Linked DNA regions of Homo sapiens: region 2 is linked to region 1. The links are chromatin contacts, found by Hi-C or POLR2A ChIA-PET in ENCODE. All regions are on one chromosome and are shown on one strand. Each heading gives the region's core, a stretch centred on a gene start or an enhancer-like site at or near the end of the contact. The rest is flanking DNA. Distances are from core to core; before and after follow the strand shown. Region 1 holds the start of DANCR (differentiation antagonizing non-protein coding RNA). Region 2 has its middle 17 kb from the start of LINC02283.

The links. Hi-C counts contacts between places; a loop is a spot of excess contacts on that map. ChIA-PET counts read pairs that join two places held with the same protein, here RNA polymerase II (POLR2A). Pooled maps may share reads with other maps.
Region 2: a pooled map shows a loop between it and region 1 (6-fold over the local background). The contact joins the enhancer-like site here to the promoter of DANCR in region 1. A Hi-C loop is called at or near these places in 1 of 37 single-sample maps with no recorded cell type and 2 of 50 pooled maps. POLR2A ChIA-PET finds 5 or more read pairs at or near these places in 1 of 52 experiments (AG04450).

The regions. Positions count from the first base shown.
Region 1 is chr4:52,708,958-52,714,650 of GRCh38, forward strand. It overlaps DANCR (differentiation antagonizing non-protein coding RNA), which reads left to right and starts at 3,437. Exons shown (of 5, transcript NR_145129.1): 1 at 3,437-3,570; 2 at 3,867-4,002; 3 at 4,537-4,585; 4 at 5,242-5,281. It overlaps MIR4449 (microRNA 4449), which reads left to right and starts at 3,725; the gene lies at 3,725-3,790. It overlaps SNORA26 (small nucleolar RNA, H/ACA box 26), which reads left to right and starts at 4,292; the gene lies at 4,292-4,413. RefSeq lists silencers at 3,243-4,076, 3,251-3,820 and an enhancer at 4,071-4,120.
Region 2 is chr4:54,313,282-54,319,224 of GRCh38, forward strand. No RefSeq gene overlaps it. Among named protein-coding and RNA genes, the nearest start is that of LINC02283, 17 kb to the right of the region's middle. Within about 2 kb of position 2,455, at least 2 of the 41 ENCODE cell types and tissues checked have a DNase peak (open chromatin) inside an H3K27ac peak, as active enhancers do.

The DNA.
Region 1 (5,693 bases), core at 2,187-4,686:
ACTACAGGCCTGTTCTGCCATGCTTGGCTAATTTTTTTTTTCTGTAGAGATGGAGTCTTGCTATATTGCGGCAGCTGGAGTGCAGTGGCTATTCACAGGCACTGTCTGAGCACACTGCAACCTCAAACTTCTGGCCTCAAGGGATCCTCCCACCTCAGACTTCTGCCCACGTAGCTGGGATTATAGGCATACCACCACCAGGCCCAGCATGACTATTTAAATTTAAATTAGTTAAAAGTAAATGAAGTTTAAGATCCAGGTCTTGTGTTGTGCTAGTCACATTTCAAGTACTCAATAGCCACATGTGGCTACCATACTGGACAGCAGAGATATAGAACATTTCCATCACTGCAGAAAGTTGTATGGGAGAGTGCTGGACAGCATTCAGGGGACTGCCATTAGTTCAGCATGGTTGGATTATAATAGGTATGTGGGAAGTGAGAGGAGGAAGTAGATAGGTGGAGGTTGGTTTTGTTTCTGGTGGCAGTAAAGAGCCATTTAACAATTTCCAATGGAGATGACAGCAGTGTGGAAGAATTCATGGGGAAGGGAACACTGGAGACAGGGAAGCTGAATGAAGGTGGAGGCTACTGCAGTGGATGATGCTGAAAGTAAATGATGGAGCTAGAACTAAAGTACAAGCAAGGGCTGGAAAGAAGAGGCAGAGTCATGGTGGTCAATAGGAAGAACTGCCCGCATGGAAGAAGATGAGGAAGTAGGAGGCTGAGAAATGGAGGAGGAGACTGAGAAAGGAAAGCATTTGCGCTAAGTCCTGGACAGCTGGGCTAAGGAATTGTTATTCTTCAAGACAGAGGACACAAAAAGGAAGTGGAGGGGTGGAAGAAGAGAATAAATTCTGGGCCAAAAGAGTGATTTTGTGGTGTCTCTGGGAAATCCAGCTGAGAATATCTGGAGGGCTGGTGGGTATTCTTCTAGGTCCCTTTATTCAACTTCCGACAGATTAAATTTGGAGAGACTGAACTCCCTCAAATTGGACAGATTGGCCAGTCGTGGTGGCTCACATCTGTAATGCCAATGCTTTGGGAGGCTGAGGTGGGAGGATCACTTAAGCCTAGGAGTTGGAGCCTGACCCGTGAGCTATGATTGTGCCACTGCACTCTAGCCTGAGTGATAGAGTAAGACCCTGTCAAAGGGAAAAGAAAGGGAGAGGGAGAGAGACGAGAGAGAGAGCAAGAAAGAGAGAGAGAGAGAAAAGAAAAGGAAGGAAGGGAGGGAGGGAGGGAAAGAAAAGAAAGAAAGAAAAGAAAGAAAGAAGGATTGATTAGACATACTAATTTCTCTAAAAAAATTAGGCCTAATAATAAACCCAATTGAAACAATTCTCTTTAAACTGCATTATAAGGATTTTTAGTACCAAATATATATTATCTTGAACCTAACTCAAAAGCAATTATAAATCAGTTTATTTTGTTCTATTGTCTCTGTATTTAATAGACATTTCTCCTCTAAGCCCAGTGAACAGTTTTACTATTTCGAATGAACTGTTTGTAAGTTCATTGAATTGAGGTATTTGGCCAGAAATGTGAAGCCTTCAGATTAAGGTGAATTTCTCTTAAATCAAACACAAATATAATTCTTTCATAATTCCTTCCCATTTTTATCCCCTGATTTGGGGAGGAGGGAAGACATTCTGCACAACTACCCCCAGCCCCTGCTAGGTTGCTGCTGAATTCCTGCATTAGTCTCTTTACTAAGGAGATTTACTTCTCTTTTCCTATATTTTCCCATGTTGCCTGACCACATGCATTGCCATAGTTAAAGGAAAGGTAATATCTCTCAGCTATCCAAAGGGACTATAAAAAGAACAGATTCCAACTAGAGATATGTTTGGAAGACTCTTGAGAAAGGTGAAGGGACAACAAACTGGTATTCACTCTCCAATTTCAACAAGATCCTATGAATATCTGCAAGATGATGACTAGGTGCTAGGGTTTATTGGTAAATTTTACTCAACTTCTTCTTCCCACCAAAACCACCTTAATCACACCCGAAACCACACCCTACATCAGATCCTATCATTCCCCTGTTAAAACACACACACACACACACAACAAACAAACAAAACACTTGAACAGCTTTCCATCATTCTTAGCACAAAGTATAAACTCTTTCACAAATACAAAAATTAACCAGGCATGGTGGTGCATGCCTGTAATCCCAACTACCCGGGAGGCCGAGACGAGAATAGTTTGAACTTGGGAGGTGGAGGCTGCAGTGAGCCAAGATCGTGCCACTATACTCCAGTCTGGGCAACAGAGCGAGACTCCATCTCAAAAACAAAACAAAACAAAAAAACTCTTCCAGGGTTTCCTGCATGGTCTGGCCCCAAGCCATTCTCATCTCAGGCCACTCTGCTCCTTAAGTTCCATTTCTGGGAGTCCTTAAACAGGTAAAGCCCTTTCCTGTTTTATCTTGGGGCTCTGGACGAGTTGTTCTTTCTGTTTACAAAGCCACACCCCACCAGAGCTGCCTGTCTTGATCTGTTAACCAAGTGTAGGCTATTTTTTGGTTTCCCTTCCTGCTCCACCCCCAACACCTGGGGAAAGGCTAGGTAGCATGTTGTTTGAGGGGCTCTGCCTTCAGGCTGCTTGAGTTCAAATCCTGGATCTACCACTGGCTAGCTGCTCTGTGACTTTGGGCAAGTTACATAACATAATTATTTCCCCATCTATAATTTGGAGATGATTAAATATATTTTGAGGATTAGATTTGTTAGCAGATGGTAAGTACGTGAAACAGCAATAGAAGTTCTCCTTTTAGCATATACTCCAATTTTCTTCTACTTATTTGTTTGCCAAGTTTGAGCCTGTTACCTTGAGATTGCTATGGTTGCCTTCTCAACCTCCCCAACTCCTACCCTCCAGCTGATTATGGTCTACTTATTGGACTCTGTAAATGAATAAAGAGGGAGCATGAGGAAAGGAGGTAGTCCTTCTAGCTTTAGGAGAGGCCACGGGAGTGAGCTTGTTGAACAAGACATGGTCGTGGCTTCTCTTTAAGCTTACGGTTTAGGCGGACACAGATGATGAACACACACCGGATTAGTGTGGCTTTAAGAAAGGGAATCCCAGGGCCTTAGGCCAACCCTGGAGTAACCTCGATGCCCTCTCCAGAAGGGCACCCGAGGAAGGGTCTAGGGCCCAAGAGCACCAAAATCACCAACGCCGGGGATTGGTAGGTAGCCTGAAAAATCTAATTCAGAGAAGGATGCTCCGCGCGCAGACATGGCTTATCCCCGTGCTACTGCATGAGCCACACCTAGGCCGGCCCCGGACACCGACAGCCAATGGCCGGGCCCGTCCCGCCCCATCCGGGATTGGCTGTGCGTGCCGCGGCCCTCCACCCCGCCCCGCTCAGGATCTTCCCGGGATTGGCTGAGCTACCCGACCTCTCCAGGGGATCGGCTGCGCGCCCCGCCCTTGCCCAGAGTCTTCCCGGGATTGGCTGCGGGCCTCGCGACCCTCCTGCTTCCCTCCCCGCCCCGCGCCGCCTCTCTGGTTTGTGCGCCCGTCGCAGGTCGCAGGCCTCTTTGTCAGCTGGAGTTGCGCGGTGAGTGCATCTCCAGTCTTCGGCTTTCGGTCTCCCGCGGGGAGGGCGCCCGGCCGGCCCGTGGGTCCGATCAGGGGCTGGGCTCGCCCGGTGTCCCCACGAGCTTTGCCCGCCTCGAGCTCCTCTGCTCCCGGCGGCCAGAACGGAGGGGTAGAGCAGCCCTCGGCGGCCCGGGGGGCGGGCGGCGGTGCCCGTCCCGGGGCTGCGCGAGGCACAGGCGCCGCGCCCAGCGGAACAGCCGGAGGTTCCCGGCGCAGGTCTGGGCACCGTAACAATTTTGCGCTTTGCTTCCCCAGGGCTGACGCGCCACTATGTAGCGGGTTTCGGGCGGGCCACGCGTGCGGGACAGGAACCCAACCCCAGCCGACCTTGAGCTCCAGGAGTTCGTCTCTTACGTCTGCGGAAGTGCAGCTGCCTCAGTTCTTAGCGCAGGTATGTTCCTAGCCTTGAGCGGGGTGGGGGAAGGAATGAGTCAGCCTGGAGCACGTGGCCAGTGGGACCGGAGGGTTCCCCGGCGTCTGTTTGTCGCCAAGGTCCGAATCCGGCTCCCCTTAACTGGAAGGAAACATCCATGTAGGGGCTCACCAAACAAAACAGCTGTGTTTCTAGTGTGGTTTCAGACTTAGAGAAGCAGAGATCCACGAGGTATTGAGAGCAACGCGGAAAATAGTAGTGAACCCTGTAAAAATCAAAGAAAAAAAATCACAAAGCACCCTTTCCTGTGCCCTTTTAAGGTTGACCCAGTGCTTTAAGAGGCTAACACAGAAGGGTAAAGTAAGTCTCCATAAAACCCAGAGAAGAGACTGGAAAGCTCCTCTTTGGATCCTGTCTGGAGTCACAACTGAACCAGAAAAAGTTTCGTTACAACTTGAGCGCCTTTGTGATTTTCTTTACAGTTTATAGAACAAGCAATACATTTCAGTTTTCTTTGGTTAAAACGTCATTTTAAAACTTTTCTTTCTATAGGTTGACAACTACAGGCACAAGCCATTGAAGCTGGAATGTCCTGTTGCTGGTATTTCAATTGACTTAAGCCAACTATCCCTTCAGTTACAATAGGAAAGTGCCTCTAATAAGGCCAAATATGCGTACTAACTTGTAGCAACCACGTGTCCGTGCAGTGCCACAGGAGCTAGAGCAGTGACAATGCTGGTGGCAACAGGGCAGTGTAGCAGGTGCTTCATGTTCACCTTTTCAACCTTTTCATTTAATTGTCACAACTCGGAGGTGGATTCTGTTAGGGACAGGCTGCCCCAGGACCACTCCGCCCCCGCTAACTCAATGCAGCTGACCCTTACCCTGAATACTCTGCAGCTGCATTCCTGAACCGTTATCTAGGCGCTATAGCAAGGTCACCAGACTTGCTACACCGAAGCCCTCTGGGTGGCACGGGGGAGGTCATGAGAAACGTGGATTACACCCCCTTGTAAATTCCTATTTTCACAAGATAATATATTGTAAGCCGGTCATGAGATTATATGTGGTAAAGTTAATTGACTAACAACCCCAGGGTCTCTCTCCCCCATATAAACCCCTCATTTTGTAAGCTCAGGGCTGCCACCTCCGACTGGTGGAGAAGCCTGGCAGGTTAATAAACTTACTTGGCCTGACCTTGGGTCTCTTGTCTTTTCTCTCGGCTAACCTTACAGATTCTATTCTCCCATTTCACAGGTAAAGAAATGGATTAGTGATAACTCAAGTTTCATCACCTGTGAGTATCTCTGAATGAGAGGCTTCACATGTATAACTTTTAGGCAATGTGACTTCTGGAAAGTCACTTGTCTCTTGAGATTTGGTGTCCTGGTGTAACAGTTAAGAATTATTTCAACCAAACTAGGAAAGGACCACAGTCGAGCTGTTAAGAATATAAACTCTTCATATTATTTCATTGCATTGAGCCTAAGAAGGTTCACAAAATTTGGCACAGAAGGAGTATCTGTCAGCATATTCTGTTTTTTTGTGTGTGTCTATGTAGCAAGTATTAATATTTATCTTGGAGTCATTCTTAATTCATAGCATTGTTCTTACCTTTTTATCTAAACTTTTATGTTCCATATTGTAAAGTCTAGCCTCATAAATTTAGGTAATTGCTCACAAGTTTGGATAATGTTGAATTGTAATCC
Region 2 (5,943 bases), core at 1,205-3,704, 1.6 Mb after region 1:
ATGCTGGCAGATCCTAAATGTATATTTGTAACCCAGGCCTCTCTCTCTCTCTCTCTCTCGCTATCTCGTTGTGTGTCCAACTGCCTACTCAACATCTTCATTTGAATGTCAAATAGTTGATCTATCTATCTATCTATCTATCTATCTATCTATCTATCTATCTATTATCTATCTGTTATCTATCTATCTATCAGCTATATATATCTGTTTTAGAGATGGGGTCTCACTACATTGCCCAGGCTGGACTCAAAGAGATCCTGTGCTCAAGAGATCATCCTACTTCAGTTTCCCAGTAGCTGGGACTGCAGGCATGCCAGGATATAAAGTAGCTGATCTCTTACCTTCAAAACAATTTCCATCACTTGAGCCCAGGAGTTTGAGACCAGCCTGGGCAATGTGGCAGAACCCTGTCTCTACTAAAAATGCAAAAAATTAGCAAGACATAGTGGCCCATGCCTGCAGTCCCAGCTACTCAGGGGACTGAGGTGGGAGAATCACCTGAGCCCAGGAAGTCGAGGCTGCAGTGAGCTGTGATCATGCCACTGCACTCCAGCCTGGGCGACTAGAGTGAGACCCTGTCTCAAAACAAAACAAAACAAACAAAAAACTTAACTTCCAAGCCAGATGCGATGACTCACACCTGTAATCCCAGCACTTTGGGAGGCTGAGGCAGGCTGACCATGAGGTTAAGAGTTTGAGACCAGCCTGACTAACATGGTGAAACCTCATCTCTACTAAATACAAATATTAACTGGGCATGATGGTGCGCACCTGTAATCCCAGCTACGCAGGAGGCTGAGGCAGGAGAATCTCTTGAATCCAGGAGGCGGAAGTTGCAGTGAGCCGAGATTGTGCCATTGCACTCCAGCCTGGGTGACAGAGCGAGACCCCATCTCAAAAAACAAACAAACAAAAAAACCAAAAAAACAAAAAACTTAACTTCTTCCTTCTCTCAAGCTTGATCCACCATCAGTGTCCATCATCTCAGTTGATGGCAACTCTAATTTTCCAGTTGCTCATGCCCCAAATCTTGGAGTCATCCTTGGCAATCCTCTTTCTCACGTTCTGTGTCTAATCTGCCAAGATTCTGGTTCTCCCTTAAGCATACCTGAAATCTATTCAGAATCTGACCGCTCTCACTCTCTCTAGTGCTGCCACCCTGGGCCATGCCATCATGACCTTTCACCTGTATGACTGCAGTAGGCTCCTCAAAAGTCTCCCCACTTTGCTGTTTTCCCTCCCACAACAGACTATTTTCAAAGCAGCAGCTAGAGGAATCCTTTTAAAATGAAGTCATGATCACTCTTCTGCTCAAAACCGTGCAATGTCTTTTCGTCTTACACTTATCAAGGCCTGTCACGATCTGGCCTTCGTCACCTCTTCAAAGTTCTCTTCCGTTCTCTTTGTTCACTTCCTTCCAACCTCACGGGCCTCATTGCAGTTTCTAGAGCACAACAAGAACACACCCCTGTCATGGCCTTTGAACTGGCTGTTCCCTTTGTATGGAATGCTCTTTCCCTAGTTATCTTTGGATAATCCTCTCACTTCCTTAAAGTATCTCCTTAATTTCATCTTTTCCAAGAGGCCGACTTTGACAGTCCTATTTAACCTTGCCATCGGCACCATCCCACCATGTCCACCTCTATGCTGCCCCCATCCCCAGCACATCCCATCCCACCTACCCTGCTCAACTTTCTCTTTCTTCCCCTACAACGTATAATCTTCTAACTTACTGTATAGTTTATTGACGTGCTTTTGGTTATTTTCTGCCTCCCCTTCTAGAATGTAAACTATGTGATGACAGAATTTGCATGTTTTGTTCACTGATACATCCCTGGTGCCTGGAACAGTGCTGGTTCAGAGTAAGTGCTCAGTAAATATTTGTTGCAGGATTGAATAAATTACCCATTCACAGAAGGATTTATGGGGGAGCTTCGGGGCAGCAGACTAACTGAGAAACCAACACTCAAATCTGGCAACTCCTGAAGCCAGATTGAATGTTGACCCCGAAGTTCCTTCCCATGTGCATCAACTCAGAATGCTTACAACATAATGACTGTGGCCGTCTCTAGTGAAAAAAGAACAACAGTCTTGAGAGTGACTGTATGGGAAGCTTTTAGTAGGGACACAGCTGAAAAGCACCCTTTGCAGTTAAATAGAGCTTTTCTTGAATCTGGAAAAACCAAACACTCCACAGAATGCACTCATTTGCCATCAGACTTATGGGAATAATTGTATCCCAGATTTAAAAAAAAACCCAGAGTTTTACTGGCAACCTGTCCAAGCCTGGAGTGAGTGAGGCTAAAGGAAGAACTAGATATAGGGAAATTTTTTACCCCAAGCACTACTGGAATTAAGTACGTGGGTGATCTTGGGTGGTGGCTACTTTCATAAAAGGTGTTTTTGTAGAACTTGTGAATTTCTCAGAAACACTGACTTGTACCTCACTGAGGCTGAGAGTTTGTTCTACTTCTGGTCTGAATAAGCAAATGTTTAGTTTCAGTTCCTCTTCAAATTCAGGACTGTCGTTAGATTTCTATGAAAGCTACTTGGCAAAGGACCCAGTCCATCCATAGAGGCCTGCTTCAGCGTGGAGTACAGCATACAATAGTGTGTATTTAGACTATGCTACAGCTGAGGGCTAGCCACTTGATAGAGCTCCTCTATGTTAATGGTGTTAGAATGGAAATTCTTTATCCTTGTAGCTGTACCATAGGGTGGGGACCAGGGACACTCAACAGAGTTGGGAGTCCATGTGCCTCCTTAAATTTTGCACCTCAGGCATCTCACATGCCTCATTCTGGTTGTGATCCTGCTGCAATCTGTTCTCACTCTGAACCACATGGAGTTAGCATTAAATGCTATGGGAAATCTAGAAATTTTCTCATGCTGAGTTCCTTTAAAGAGAGTCACCATCTTGGTTCTGATACTCTCTGACTGGTATTGGACAAGCCTTTCTTTGTTAGCAACTTGAAACTGTGGGAGGCTCTCTGTAGAATTACTGTTATGTTTTGGAATAACAAGAACAGCATTTTGCTGCTGGAAAAGGCCATTTTCCTTCTGTCTGCTTTTTTTCATGTATTGCCTTTCTTTTCTTTCTAAAACATCTTTTGTTTCATTTTTGTTCTCAAATCATTGTGTTTAGAACAACAATAATTGAGAGTCTAGCGGGAAGTTTTTATAAACTAACAATTGGGTTTAAACAAAGGCTTAATAGTCAAGTTCTGAATAGTTGGACTCCTGAAAAGTTCTAGCTAGAATGATCATAAATATAACATTTAAAAAAATACACAGGGGGAGTCCTTTTTACTAATTTTTCTCTTTTAAGTGAAGAGTTTTGTATGCATTAGGTAAGACCAACCAATCCTGTTTCTCATAGCTCTATATCTGTTGCTTGGTCAGATCACAGTGAATTTACCTGGGTTATAGGATGCCCTGCATCTGGACAGGGGTGATGCTTCATGAACATGAATTCATTGACAATATTGTGCCTGTAAGAAGCTGAGTTTGCTGGGAAAAAGGCACTAGCAGATCACATTCTTGAGAGTTAGTGATAATAATGAACATGATTATAATGTGCAAAGACTTTTATAACTTTTCTTTTTTTTTAAGAGATGGGGGCCGGGTGTGGCAGCTCACACCTGTAATCCCAGCACTTTGGGAGGCCAAGGCGGGTGGATCACTAGGACAGGAGTTTGAGGCCAGCCTGGCCACTATGGTGAAACTCCATCTCTACTAAAAATACCAAAGTTAGTCGGGCATGGTGGTGCACGCCTGTAGTCCCAGCTACTCAGGAGGCTGAGGCAGAAGAATTGCTTGAATTTGGGAGACGGAGGTTGCAGTGAGCCGAGATCATACTACTGCACTCCAGCCTGGGTGACAGAGTGAGACTCTGTCTCAAAAAAAAAAAAAAAAAGAGATGGGGGTCTCTTCATGTTGACCAGGCTGGTCTCAAACTCCTGGTCTTAAGTGATCCTTTCATTTTGGCCTTCCAAAGTGCTGAGATTACAGGCATGAGCCACCACACCCGTCCTGTTATCATATATTTTAAATAAGCCTCATGACAATCACATAAATTTTTTTTATTACTCATATATTTTAGGTGAGCAAAAGAAAATTCAAAGGTAGTAACATAGCTAGAATTACAAAGGAAGAGGTGTGATTTGTGCTCATGTCTTAATTTTTAAAGCAAATTGAGGCCGGGCATGGTGGGTCAAGCCTGTAATCCCAATGCTTTGGGAGGCTGAGGCAGGAGGATCGCTTGAGGTCAGGAGTTCCAGACCAGCCTGAGCTGGTGAGACCCCCGTGTCTACAAAAAAAAAAAAAAAAAAAAATTAGCTAGTCTTGGTGTTGGTGCACACCTGTACTTCCAGCTACTTAGAAGGTTGAGGCAAGAGGAGCGTTTGAGCCCAGGAGGTTGAGGCTGCAGTGAGCTGTGATAGCACGACTGCATTTCAGCATAGGTGACAGATTGAGACCTTGTCTATAAAAACAAGATAAATAAAAGGAATTGAGTGGTATCACACAGAAGTTAATGCCATTGAAAGATTTTTACTACATTTCCCAAGAGGAGAAGGCATGTCATGTGACACAGGGTCACATGGGGAAGCATAAGAGGTCAAGAGGCAGAAGGGGAAAGCATAGGCCACAGCCTGGACTGGGATTTCTGCAGGAAAGGCAAGGCGGGACAGGGTAAACAGTGTAGGACTGGCTAGTCTACATCCTTCTAGCAGGCTTTGGGGCATTGGGACATTCTCTAGTCACCTGGTGCCTAGCCCTTGGGTGTGTGAGTTTGATAGGGGAGGTGATTTGGGGTACGGACTGAGGACTGGTTGGAAGGTCTGTAAATGATTTTCATGCACCTGTGGAAGCTGGATTTCTGGGGAGATGTTAACAACTTTGGCCATTAGTTTGGCCCTCTGATTAATGGATGCTACATAGAAATGGATGCCAAATAGAAAACAGAACAAAGTAGCATCAGGGCAGGAGCCTTACTCCAGAGGCAAAGCTCTTTCCATGAAACCATCTAAACTCATCCAGTTCTCCTCTTCCAATCTCTCCACCCCTTACCGTACTCCACACATCCTGTTTGCAGTATCAGTTCTTGACGATCCCAGCCACTGAGTTGTTTTAGTTGGAAATCTGGCCATTTGCTAAGCCCTTCAGTTCTCATCACACATGTCTCTTCCAGTTCTCATCACACATGTCTCTTCAAGCTCTCCTTTTCTGTCTTTATGCCTCCACGCTTGCCTTGGGTCAGCGTCTCCTGACCCAAGTCAGTCTTGACGTCACAGTCTCCTAATCCATATTCTCCCCCCAGCCCAACCAAGCTGCACCCTGTTTCCAGGACGATCTTTTGTAAATAATAGGTTTGATCGTGTCACCTCCTTACTTACATCCTACCTACCTCCCTATTGCCTTAAAATTTCCCAGCAGAACACAAAGGGCCCTTCATGAGCCGACCTTTGCCTACTTCCTGGCTGTCTATCCTACAGAACTGTGGTATTGTGTCCATTGATTTACCTGAGCACAGATTTTATGAAATGTTTGGAGAACGGGGGAGACAGAGAGAGATTCTTAACCCAACTGGTTCTCTTACAGAATGAGCTTCACTGGTGTTCAGAAAATTGATGCATTGCTAGTTTCTTTTTGGCTACTGTGAACTTTTTTTTTGAAAGGTATATGAGATTCTTGTGCCTAGAAGAGGGATTCTAATGCATTTGAGGTATCGGTTTCTTAGGGTTCAAACCTCTTGCAGCTAAGAGCAGGCCCTGGAAGAGGCACCGGGCTGCAGATTGTTTCAAGTACCACAAGGGGCTGCTAGAGAGCAACAGAAGCGCCAAAGAAATTTCTTCAAAATTTCCCCTTTTTGTCACATCCTCATTTCCTTAGTCTTGGTCGGAAGTAAAATGCTTTCCTCTTTTTGGAGTTTATATTAGTGGC